Regions from separate parts of the Mus musculus genome. Here region 2 is linked to region 1. Evidence: chromatin loops called from intact Hi-C (ENCODE). Cell type or tissue: left cerebral cortex. All regions are shown on one strand. Links, peaks and the distances in the headings refer to the core of each region. The heading gives the core; the rest is flanking DNA.

Region 1 (5,379 bases), core at 230-5,229:
GGGTCCCTCCTCCTCCCTCCTCCCTCAGAAGTTCTGAGGATCCTCGACAAGGTCACTGTCCACGACACTAATGATGGATCGCTTCTTGGTGTAAAGGAAAGAGTCACTCGGTTGCCATCTTGATGTAAAACATTTTGTAAAGGAAAATTTTTTGGTTTCCAGTGTCAAATGTATTTTTAACTGTCTGGTTTGTACTTTTTATGAATTTTGTACTACCAAAGCAGAGTTAAAAATAAAAGCATTAAACCAGTGTGCTTGAATGAGCGACATCTTACAGGACCAGCTTCTTAAGTCTTCGATTGTTGAGTAATCGTTAGGCTGGTCTGATTGGATTTCCCCTTTTATAGCACCTCTACCTCCTCCCCCGCCCCCGCCCCATGGATGATTTGGGACATAGAGAAATAAATATAGTGTGGAGTTTATGGGTACCCCTCAGTCTGCTAATCTTAGTGTTCAACATCTTACATCACCATAGGAACATGATCATGACTAAGAAAGCAGCATCCGTCCAAGATTGATAAACAAATTAGAACTCAGGGGGAGGGGGATTCCCACTTTGCCCTGAGTTATTGCATCTCCGAAGACTGCTCACTAGTCCAGTCTCTTGATCACAACACTGTAGTAAGCTGCTCGGCTCTCTACAGTGTCCTTCCATTTGAGCTGGGGAACTTTCTCATTGGAGAGACTTGAAGTTTTGCCTTGGTAAGGATGCTGCACGTCAGGGGACATGGAGTTGACATGTGTCATCTTGTGATTTCCAGTCAGTCATTTGGTTGTCATGTCTAGCAGGCTTCAGTATGTTACAGTTACTATTTGTGCCTCTGTAATGAAGAGGGAAGATACTCGGGGATGAGGCTAGTAACTTACCTGTGTTTACCTTTTCGTCTGCTAGCTTTACCATCCATTGGAGGTGACTTCCCCAGGACTCCAATCAACAAGTTACCAAGAGCTTGGCAACTAATGCAATATAGAAAGCTATTTCAGGCCAGAGCTAGAAACAACGTTTCTCCAGGGTTAGGTCCACCCTGTATTCTGAGGGAGGTGTTTGTTAGAAAGTTCTCAGCATTTCCTGGTTTGAAGTTCTGCATCATTGAAGATCTGTGTCTTGAGATATCCTTCTCTGTGGGTATCCTATTCCTCCTTTTAAGGCCATCTGCCCCCTGGCTTAGGGGCCCACTGCAATCCATCATAAGAACTCATCTTAACTTGGTTACATTTGCAAAGATCCTAGCTCCCAGAAGGGTCACGCGAGGCCTATTCTAGGTGTTGAAATTTCAGTATCAATGTGGGTTTTTTTTTTTTTTCTGGGTGCGAGGGAGCAGGACAAGGGCATACAACTCCATTCCCTCGAGGATAGTGCCTGTAATGAAAGCTCTTACAGATTGATGCCTTTGGCACGGTGCTCTCTCTCCCCACTTCCCCCACGCTCCTCTGTCTCGCCTATTTCTAGCCCCTTACTACGTTCTGGCCCAGACGGTGCCCCAGGCTCTTCTTGTTTTCTTGTTCCTTGCCCCAGTGTTGTAGAAAATATTTAATCTCAATTTGAGGTTTCTACCCTGACTTTGACCATTTTTTTTTCCTAGATAAAAGACACAGGGAACCTTTATATTTACAAGCCTTAAACAGCACAGCTGGGCAAATATCTACCTTCTATGCTGTTAAAATATATTTCCTGTTGATAACCCTGAGTTATTACTGTTTCACATGGGCTGCTCTTAACTCCAGTTGGCCAGCCCTCAGGGCTGTGCTTTCTTGACTCCTAACCCAGGGCATCTTACTCCCCTCTCCACCTTTCTCTCTCCCCTTGTGATCATCTCCAACTCCAATGCTGCCGGGAACACTAAGCCCCCACCTATCTCAATTTTGCCCAGCTATAGGCTGTAGGCATCTTTATTCACTAATCAGAAATAACTTGAATCTATGTGGGGACTCTCTGGGACAACCAAGTCTTGCTCCCCTCACACTTAGCATTACAATTCATAGCAACAGACCAAACCTCAACATCCCATCCTTAGGACCAACTGCGAATCTAAGGAGCCCTAAGTCATTTTGCTAGAGAATGGTATTTTTTAAAATAAGGACACAAGCTGTGCTCATTGATACTGGGTGTCGCAGCCTCTGCCCTCTGTATAGTAATCCATATAGTATACACATCTTTGTGTTTCTGTGTGCTAAGAGTCCAAGTCCACACGGTACCTCTGACTCCGTACTTGTTCCATTCATTTTAACCTTATGTTATTTTCAACTTTGTAGGAAACACCACTCTTACTATATAAGAACGTTTTCAATGCAGGCATGCACATTTAGGGCCTGAGGTTCTCTCCACAGTCATTCCCGCCTTCATCTGTGTTCACAGGCACTGTCAGGGTTGGGAATGTGGCAAATCATGGCCAGTCTGGATCCCCTGGTCAGTGCTCTCTGTATCTGGGCTCCTGGAGGATCTATGGTTTTGGGGGTGGGGCACTGTTTATGGTTTTGCACACTTCTGCAATTCCTTCTCAAGTTTGTCTTGCTGGCCAGCCTTGCGCTATCCAAAACTTACAGTTGAAAAAGTGAAGGTTAGGGGACTTACAAATGGGGTCCCCGCAACTTGGAGCTTTGTAGCCAAGTGTTTGACGCTGAGCATCCACCTTACACAGAGATAGCACTTTGGCCCCCTCTTCTGGTTGGATGTAGGAACTGCAGTGGGGCATGATCCGGCCATTTGTGTGTACTGGTGTGCAGAGCCCCCGTGATGTGTTGGCAGAATGAATAAACCTTTAAAAATAAAGGATATCACTAGCTAGCTAATGGGAGTAAAGGAGCGAGTTTGGTTTTTTTTTCCTGATCATTTTTTTTCTGACCCTGTCAATCTATCTTGTTTTTCCCTTCAAACGCTTCCTCACTGTCTGAGGCCAGACAGTGCCTGTGAACACAGATGAAGGCAGGAATGACTGTGGAGAGAACCTCAGGCCCTAAATGCTGTCATAGAAATGGTGTGACTAAGCAATTGGGACTCAGAGAGATAGCTTGACCTTCGATGTAGAGCTGAGCCTTACCTCTGCCACTCACGCTGTATGCTGGGAACCAGGCTCTTGGCTTCTTTGAGGCTTAGCATTTTCCCGAGCCATCGTTTGCACAGTGGATTTGCTTGTTGGTTTACTTTTGCATGTGGATGTGGTGTGTGTGTGTGTGTGTGTGTGTGTGTGTGTGTGTGTGACATGCCTGTGTGTTGTACATTCTCATGTGTGTGGGCATGCATATGTTAATACTGAGTGTCTTAAATTTCTCTTTACTTCATTGGGTTCTCTAACTAAACCCAGGCACCACTGATTTAATTAGTCTAGCTACCCAGCTTGCTGTAGGGATCCCTTTGTGCTTTTTTAAGGAGTAGAAAATTCACACAAAATCGTGATGCGTGCCATAGCCTGCCCGTAAACTCCCAGAAGGCACTGCTGTTTTAGTGGGTATTGGTGCCACTGTTTTGTATGGCTATAAACAAAATACCTGGGGTCGAATGGTTTCAAAGGATAAAAGGCTTAACTGCTCCCAAGTTTGGGAGGTTGAAAAGTCTGAGCTTAGCAGCCACATTTAATAAAGCCCTTGATGTTCACTGGACAATGGCAGGTGCACCATCACTGTAGCAGGAGGGTTTGTGAGACGGGCCAAGGAAGACTCAGAGAAGAGGAAAAACCGCTCTCAGGGTAACCAATGCAACCCCACAAGACACAACTCACTCCTTAATTCTGTCTTGAGACCTGATGCTGTTACTTGAGAAATAAACAGTTTGTTCTTGAGAGTGGAGCCTCCACAGCCTAATGACCCTTTAAGATCCCACGGGCCCTCAACATGATTACCTTGTGAAGAAGGAACGCTAAAAGAAAGAGTCACCTTAATATGAGCTACTCACTTTAAGGGTGATGTGACCTAAAAGTCTAAGTGGGGTCAACTCCTGTGTGTGCACCGGTCAGTATGGGATGAAATAAAGGGGATAAAGTTTGTTCCAGATAAGTGCCTCTGTATTGTAATTTTAATGATGGGTGATAATTGATGATGTAAGTGGGAAAGGGTCACTTTATCACTTTAGAGATGGGTGTAATCAGAAGTGGTTTGGAGAGCTTTGGTGTGTAGCAGTTAAGACTTAGTTTCTAAGATGTTGAATGTGACTTGTGAAAGTGAGCCAGTGACCTCAGCCAAGTGACCAGAAGACAGCTAATTGTGATGGTTTGCCAGGAGCTGGGCAGGTGAGCAGCACTGTATGTCTTAGTGTTGTCTTGTGGTGCAGAGGGAGTCCTGGCCATCGCCTCTGCTTTACACATGGATGTGACTGGAGCAATGGGTCTCAGTACGCCCAGGCAGGATTTGCTTGCAGACACAATTGATGGAGAGGATTTCAGTCCATAATTCAACCAATAGCCATCTCTCCCAGCAAATTACTTTTGAAGTAGTGTGTATATAGTTATTTCATCTTGCTATAAATAAGTAAGCCATAAATAAATAATTTATGGTTTAAATATGACATCCATTTTTACTAGATTGTCACTTGGTTTATGGCTAATGTCATGAAAACCTTTATGAGTCTGGATTTGCAAATTCATAGTTTAAGCCTTTGGCTGCTCTTCAGTCATTGTTTTAGACAAGAAGAACTTGGAATGGAACCTAGGGTTTTGCACATGCAAGGAAAACACTTGACCATTCAAGCGATCTCCCCAGACTTTTCTTTTTCCCTCCCTCCTGTCCATCTGTCCTTCCTTCCTTGCTTGCTTCCTTGCATTTGAGACAATGAATCATTATATAACCCAGGCTAGACTTGAACTCAAAACCTTCCTGCCTCATCCTCTGGAGGGCTGGGATTATGGAAATGTACCATATGCCCCGCTGTTACGTTGTTATTCTATCATACATTCCTCATATCATTTTGCTTTCAAAGCATCAGGATTCTCCTTTTTTGTTTTAGATTTATTTTAGTTTATGTTTATGGATGTGTCTATGCATCTGCCATATACATGTGCCAGACTGCCAATTAGAGTACTTAGTTAGAACCTGTGTGTCTGCCATGTATGTGAGCATGTGTCTGGGAAAGCTGGAAGCCAGAAGATGGAGGCAGACACCATGCAGCTGTAGTTACATTGGTCATGAGTGGCCCAATGTGAGTCCTGGGATGTGGGTCTTGGGATGTGGGGACTCTTCCTCTGGAAGAGTCACAAGCACAAAGTAGCAAGGTTCTAACTAAGCACTCTAATTAGCAGTCTGGAATGTGCAGTTTTTGATAAGGGAAATAAGTGAAATTCTTTCCCTGTTTTCTGGCCTTTAGGTTACATTTTAGCTTAGTTTCATATTAACTATTCCCAAATGCCTGGAAGTGATTCCCCAGCAGCCCCAATGAAGGAACAGTGGTAG
Region 2 (5,379 bases), core at 300-5,299, 190 kb before region 1:
TGGACTGAACCTCTGAAACTGTAAGCCAGCCCCAATTAAATGTCCTTTATAAGAGTTGCCTTGGTTATGGTGTCTCTTCACAGCAACAACTAACTCTACCCTAGCTAAAGCAGAATGAATGAGGAAGGTACTTTCAGCCTCTGGCCTCTCTGCACAAACATGCACCACAGGTGCCCACACAGCTACACACAAGCACATGAACACAGACACAGCCATACACCACAAAGACACACCTCGGATTGGGAAAAGAACATTGAAGCATCTCCAGAGGAGAAAAGGACAAGTTTCCACGGAGGTACCGTGGACATCCAAGACAGATTCCATGTTCTACAGTAATTACATTTTCTGCTCACTTCTGAGCCCATCTGTGAAGTACCTTCTGAAGACCAATAGATCCCAGGCTCTGATGGGATCAAAGGGTCCCTCCTTTGATGGATCCATAATATGCCGGGATTATGAGGAGGTGACAAATGGTGGGAACTGGGAGCAAGTTGGAGAATCGAGGATACTGGGACTTGTCACAGGATGGTATATTTCCTCAATGGCCTCTTCCTGTATTCCCCCTTTCTCTGCTCCTTAGCCAACAGCTCTGCTACTCCTTTCTACCATGAAGGATAAGAGCATCTCAGAGTGTGAGCAGAGCAGTTCTTTCCCGCCCCTTCAGTCTCTGTCAGACACTTAGTCAAGTGGTACAAGAGCCCAATAACACACACAAGACTTCTTAGCTGAGGTGTTAGGACAGCTACACAATGCAAGTTATTAAGTGATCAGAAATGGAAACAGTTTCCTCCCCTTAAACATCCTGGAATGCTTTATGTTTCCAGGAAAAAAAAAATCCACAACAAAGCAAAACAAAACCTCCCATGAGGCGCTAGCACTGCCATCCTGTTTCCAGGATGGCCTGACTATTCATTTTCTAGGTGTGAGCGAGCAAAGGCCTCTGCTGAGCCTTCCAGCCTCTATCCAGTCACCAAATGTTTCAGGGACCAACTATAGACATGCAGTACGGCACTACGGTACTACGGTACTATAGACCACGGAAAGCAGCAGAGACACACAGCACCAGCTACATAATTTTCAGGGGGGGCCAGTGCACAATTAGAACGAAAGACTCCGTGTTTAACAATAGAGAATCTCAAAGTAGTGCTTTAAAATACGGCTTGGGCCCTTCCCTGAGTACAGGTTCAGTGGATCTGCGTGGGTCTCACCTCCTGAAGTCAGCCCTGGATACCGACAAATTTTAAACAAACAAGCCTGTAAGGGATTGTCTTTCAATTCCAGGAAGAGCAGGGAACCAAAGGCCTGGGCTGTCTAGAGAGAGAGTTTGAGTTGCACTTGGGAGACAGGAAAGATCCGCTAAGTTCACACAGGAAAAACGACAAGAGAAATAAAGTCAGCAGAACACCGGCAAGAGGAACATTGCGGGAAAGCAACAGGACACGCGAAAGCACAGGTCAGAGAGAACTTGTAGAGGGCAAAGGAAGTGATGTCCGGAGCTGGCCGACTGACTAAGACATTACAGGGGAAAGGCGCAGCTGGGGCCAAAGCGTTCCCTGTCACCTTCCCAGTGGAGTGTATGTTCTCTGGAAAACTCCCTGTCAGCCTGGCCCATCAGGGACCCGGTAGTATCCATGAAATCAGAAAAGGTGGTCTGGACTGTGGAGAAGTCCAGGTCCCGGGAAAGGCGGGACAGAGCGGATTCTGAATGGATGAAGATGCTCAGCCCATCACAGAACCTCAAAAACCTTCTCGTGCGTGGACTACCCCGGGTCCCAGGCCCGCTACATTCACTCTCCACCCCACTCCCCGCCCCCCAGCTCGCTCCTCTACCGGGTCTAGCAGCCGGGCGAGCCACACAGCTGTCTCCAGTCCCGCAACAGCTTATGCCGAGCAGGCACCGTGTGGCGAGGCAGGGAAGGAAAGAAGGAAGCTGGGCCCGGCTCCCTGCCGGACAAGCCACGGCGCCCGAGAACCGAAGAGCCGGAGATCGGCCCTTACCTGGTCCCAACGCAGCCACTGCGCGGTCTCCTGGTCCAGTCGCGCGTCCATACCCAAGCCACTGCCTTCCGGAGCCGGTGTCTCTGTCGGTGTCGCCGCCGCCATCCCGCAGCAGTCACAACCGGGCGGAGGAGGCCGGGTCACCCTTCTGGAGGGGCGGGGAGAGGGCGGGGAAAGAGGCGTAGTCAGAGAGCCGGAGGGAAGAGGACGTGCAGCAGCCCCGCCCGGTTCCAGACTCGCCATTAGTGGGTGTGCTTCCCGGAGGGCCAGGCAATTGGGGAGTGCTTTGTTGTTAGGAGAGCTGGAGGCTCGCCTTACTCTAGTCTCCTAGGCCCTACATACCCAGGGTCCTCCAGCAAACATCAAGTATGCATTTGGTGCCCATCACACCTGAGATGCTAGTCTGACTGCGCTGGGAAGCAGAGCACATTGGCGCAGGCCAGTAGCCACATGGCAGAGGCAGGCAGGTCTCTGTGAGTTAGAGGCCAATCTGATCTACATAGTGAACTCTAGACTAACTAGGGGTACATAGGGAGATCCTATCTCAAAATGTAAATTAAATTAGAGAATAGCAGAGGGGGAAACAAATCTTGAAAAAGAAGAGCCAAGTGGGAAATAAATCAAATAGACCAACGAGCCAGAAATGAGATAACACTTGCAAAGACAGTTTATGTCAGAAGAGCAACCGGAAGGACGAGTTGTAATTTCAAGGCACCGGGTCAACTGGATTTTCACACTAGAAAATGTAAAAAGAATGTCGACTCATCCGCCTGAGGTCGCCACACACAAACGAGAATTCCAGGTCAGCTGGGTGATGTATGTGCACACCTGGCTGGGCACGGGGAAGCACAAGCAAGAATGGTTCTGAGCCGCACATGATGCCTTCCTCGCTCCTGCAGTCCCGACTGTTGGGACTGTTGTGAGTTCAGGGCCTGGCCTACAAAGTGAGTTCCAGTTCACCGTGGGTTCCAGTGTGAGATCTCGTCTCAACAAGCAAACAAACAAACAAACAACCCTAAAACGAAAGAAAAAACAATTAAACAAAAAAAATCCAAAGCAGTTAAGAGCACGGGTTGTTCTTCCAGAGCACCTAAGTTTGATTATCAGCACTAGCATGGCTGCTCAGGATGGTCTGAAACTCCAGTTCCAGGGGATCCTGCATCCTTTTCAGACCTCCATTGTCATATATATCCATGGTGCATAGACATGTATGCAGGCAAAATACAAACATACACACACACACACACACATACACACACACAACTTTTTAAAAGGTTTCTAGCAGATTTAGTCGCAAAAAGCTCCAACCATACACATCCAGATTGCCAACAATAGAATGGATAAATATGTAGTGGTATATTCATTCTAAATCATATACATAAATGATGATCGATAAGCCATGAGTTACACAGCCCAGTGAGAATGAAGAACTGTATACAACTTCATGGATGTAGCTCACAACCATCCCATAGAGTGAAAGAATTCAGACCTCTGACAGACATTGGGTCTGACAGACACTGACTAAGAAAAGCACAAAGAAAGAAAACAAATCAGTATTTTCCAGAACTGGATATGGGGATTCACTGCAAAGGTCACTGGGGGTTAAGGGAAGCGACTCTGGGTTTGTGATTTCCTGGATCCAGGTGCTCGTCAAAACTTAGAACCATGGTTACCAGCTATAAGTTATGTCTCAATTTTGAAATTTTAAAAAACTACATTTATCTACGGTGTGTGTGTGTGTGTGTGTGTGTGTGTGTGTGTGTGTGTGCTGTGCCATACATATGGAAATACAAGGATAACTTTAGGAAGTCATTTCTCTTCTTCCACCATAGAGGTCCTAGGGATCGAATTCAGGTTGTCAAGCTTGGTGGCAAGTGCCTTTTGTTGCAGGATATTTAATCATACTCTGAACTCTGAGCTTAAGTTGTTTACTGGAGAAACCTGTTTCTAGTTGTGGTGTGACTCAGTTTTAGCACACACCTTTACACCTTTAACCCCTCTGGCTGGGATACAGACACAACCCTAGTGCTCACCTTTAATCCCAAACAGTGAAGGTAAGGTTAGTTTGTAGAAGGAAGCACCCATGTTTGAAAGTGATGTCTAGTTGAGTGGCAGACAAAGTGATGAATCAGAGAAAGACTTGACAGAACAGAAGAGAGGAAAGAGAGGCTACTTAGGAGAGAACAGTGCAGAGAGAGAAGGGAGAGGGCAGGCTTACTAGGACAGTTATAGAGACAGGTTGTAGAGAGAGGGAGAACAAACTACACACAGGCAAAGACGGAGTTAGTCAACGAGAAAGAGCCACATGACAACAGAGTGTCAGTTAGTATGAGGCCAAGCCAAGCAAAAAGTCAGAGGCTGAGAGAGATGCCAGATTGAATCAGTCAACTTGAAGAGGAGTTTAAGCCAGAACAGCTGAGTCCAACCAGCCAGCTAGAGTTCAGACAGAGTGAGGAGGAGAGATCTTATTCAGCAGCAAGTCTCAGAGGCTGAAAACATTCTAGGCCTAGATAAGACTGTACAGAGGCTAGAAGCTTCCAGAACTGGGCCTAGGTTAGCAGACAGACAGGAGGCAGTAAGTCTCAGAGATGACAATTACACCAGGCAAATAAAAGATACTTTTACAGCCGTTACTTGCCAAGCCATCTCACTGGTTCATATTTCAATTTAAAAAATTGTTAACATACAAACTACAGGAGAGTTAATCTATGGACATTAGGGGACTGGTTATATTTGGGAAGGAGGAGTTTTGTGTCTGTTCTGCCCTTCTTCCCCACCACAGGAATCAATCAGGGCCTTGCTTGTGCTAGCCAAGCACTGAGCCACATCCTCAGTTCCAGGCCCTCTCTCTCCACCTTTTATTGGTTTTCTTTGAGACTGGGTTGCCAAAGCTTGTCTAAATTGGTCTTAAATTGCCTATAGTTGTAACTAAGGCTGGCTTGAAATTTATGATCCTCCTGCCTCAGCCTCCTAGAGTAGCTGAGACTATTGATATGTGCCATCGTCCCTTGCTTGGACCAGCTACTTCATGAGCTGGATGGAGATAATACACACACACACACACACACACACACACACACACACACACACACACGTTACTTGATAGTGCTATAGTCTTTTTGTTGGTTGCTTGGTTTGGTTTTGGGTCTCCTGTAGCCCATAGTCAACTCAATATGTAGCCAAGCACAGCCTTAAACACCTGATACTCCTGTCTCTAACTCCTAACTGCTGGGATTATAGGCATACACCAGCATACAAAGCTACAGTCTTAAGAGTTGTAGGTTTTCTTTGTGGGTTTTTTTTTTATTTTGGTTTTCTTTTTAGGTATGTATGTATGTATGTATGTATGTATGTATTTATTTATTTAATGTATGTGAGTAC

The links. Hi-C counts contacts between places; a loop is a spot of excess contacts. Peaks named below come from ENCODE experiments on the same cell type or tissue, not always from the same donor. Only the 100,000 strongest peaks of a DNase experiment are listed, where the experiment ranks them.
Region 2: a loop joins it to region 1, with 3 times the contacts of the local background. A loop is called at or near these places in 5 of 42 quality-filtered maps.

The regions. Positions count from the first base shown.
Region 1 is chr5:63,903,945-63,909,323 of GRCm38, reverse strand. It overlaps Rell1 (RELT-like 1), which reads left to right. Exons shown (of 7, transcript NM_145923.4): 7 at 1-426. Among named protein-coding and RNA genes, the nearest start is that of Rell1, 62 kb to the left of the region's middle. In left cerebral cortex, for the core only: a CTCF peak has its summit at 2,682 (motif pointing left); a DNase peak (open chromatin) is centred at 2,663.
Region 2 is chr5:64,089,708-64,095,086 of GRCm38, reverse strand. Pgm2 (phosphoglucomutase 2) reads right to left here and starts at 2,148. Exons shown (of 14, transcript NM_025700.3): 1 at 1,999-2,148. The coding sequence starts at 2,103. In left cerebral cortex, for the core only: no CTCF peak of the experiment used is centred there; a DNase peak (open chromatin) is centred at 2,180; H3K4me3 peaks cover 2,256 bases; H3K27ac peaks cover 1,080 bases.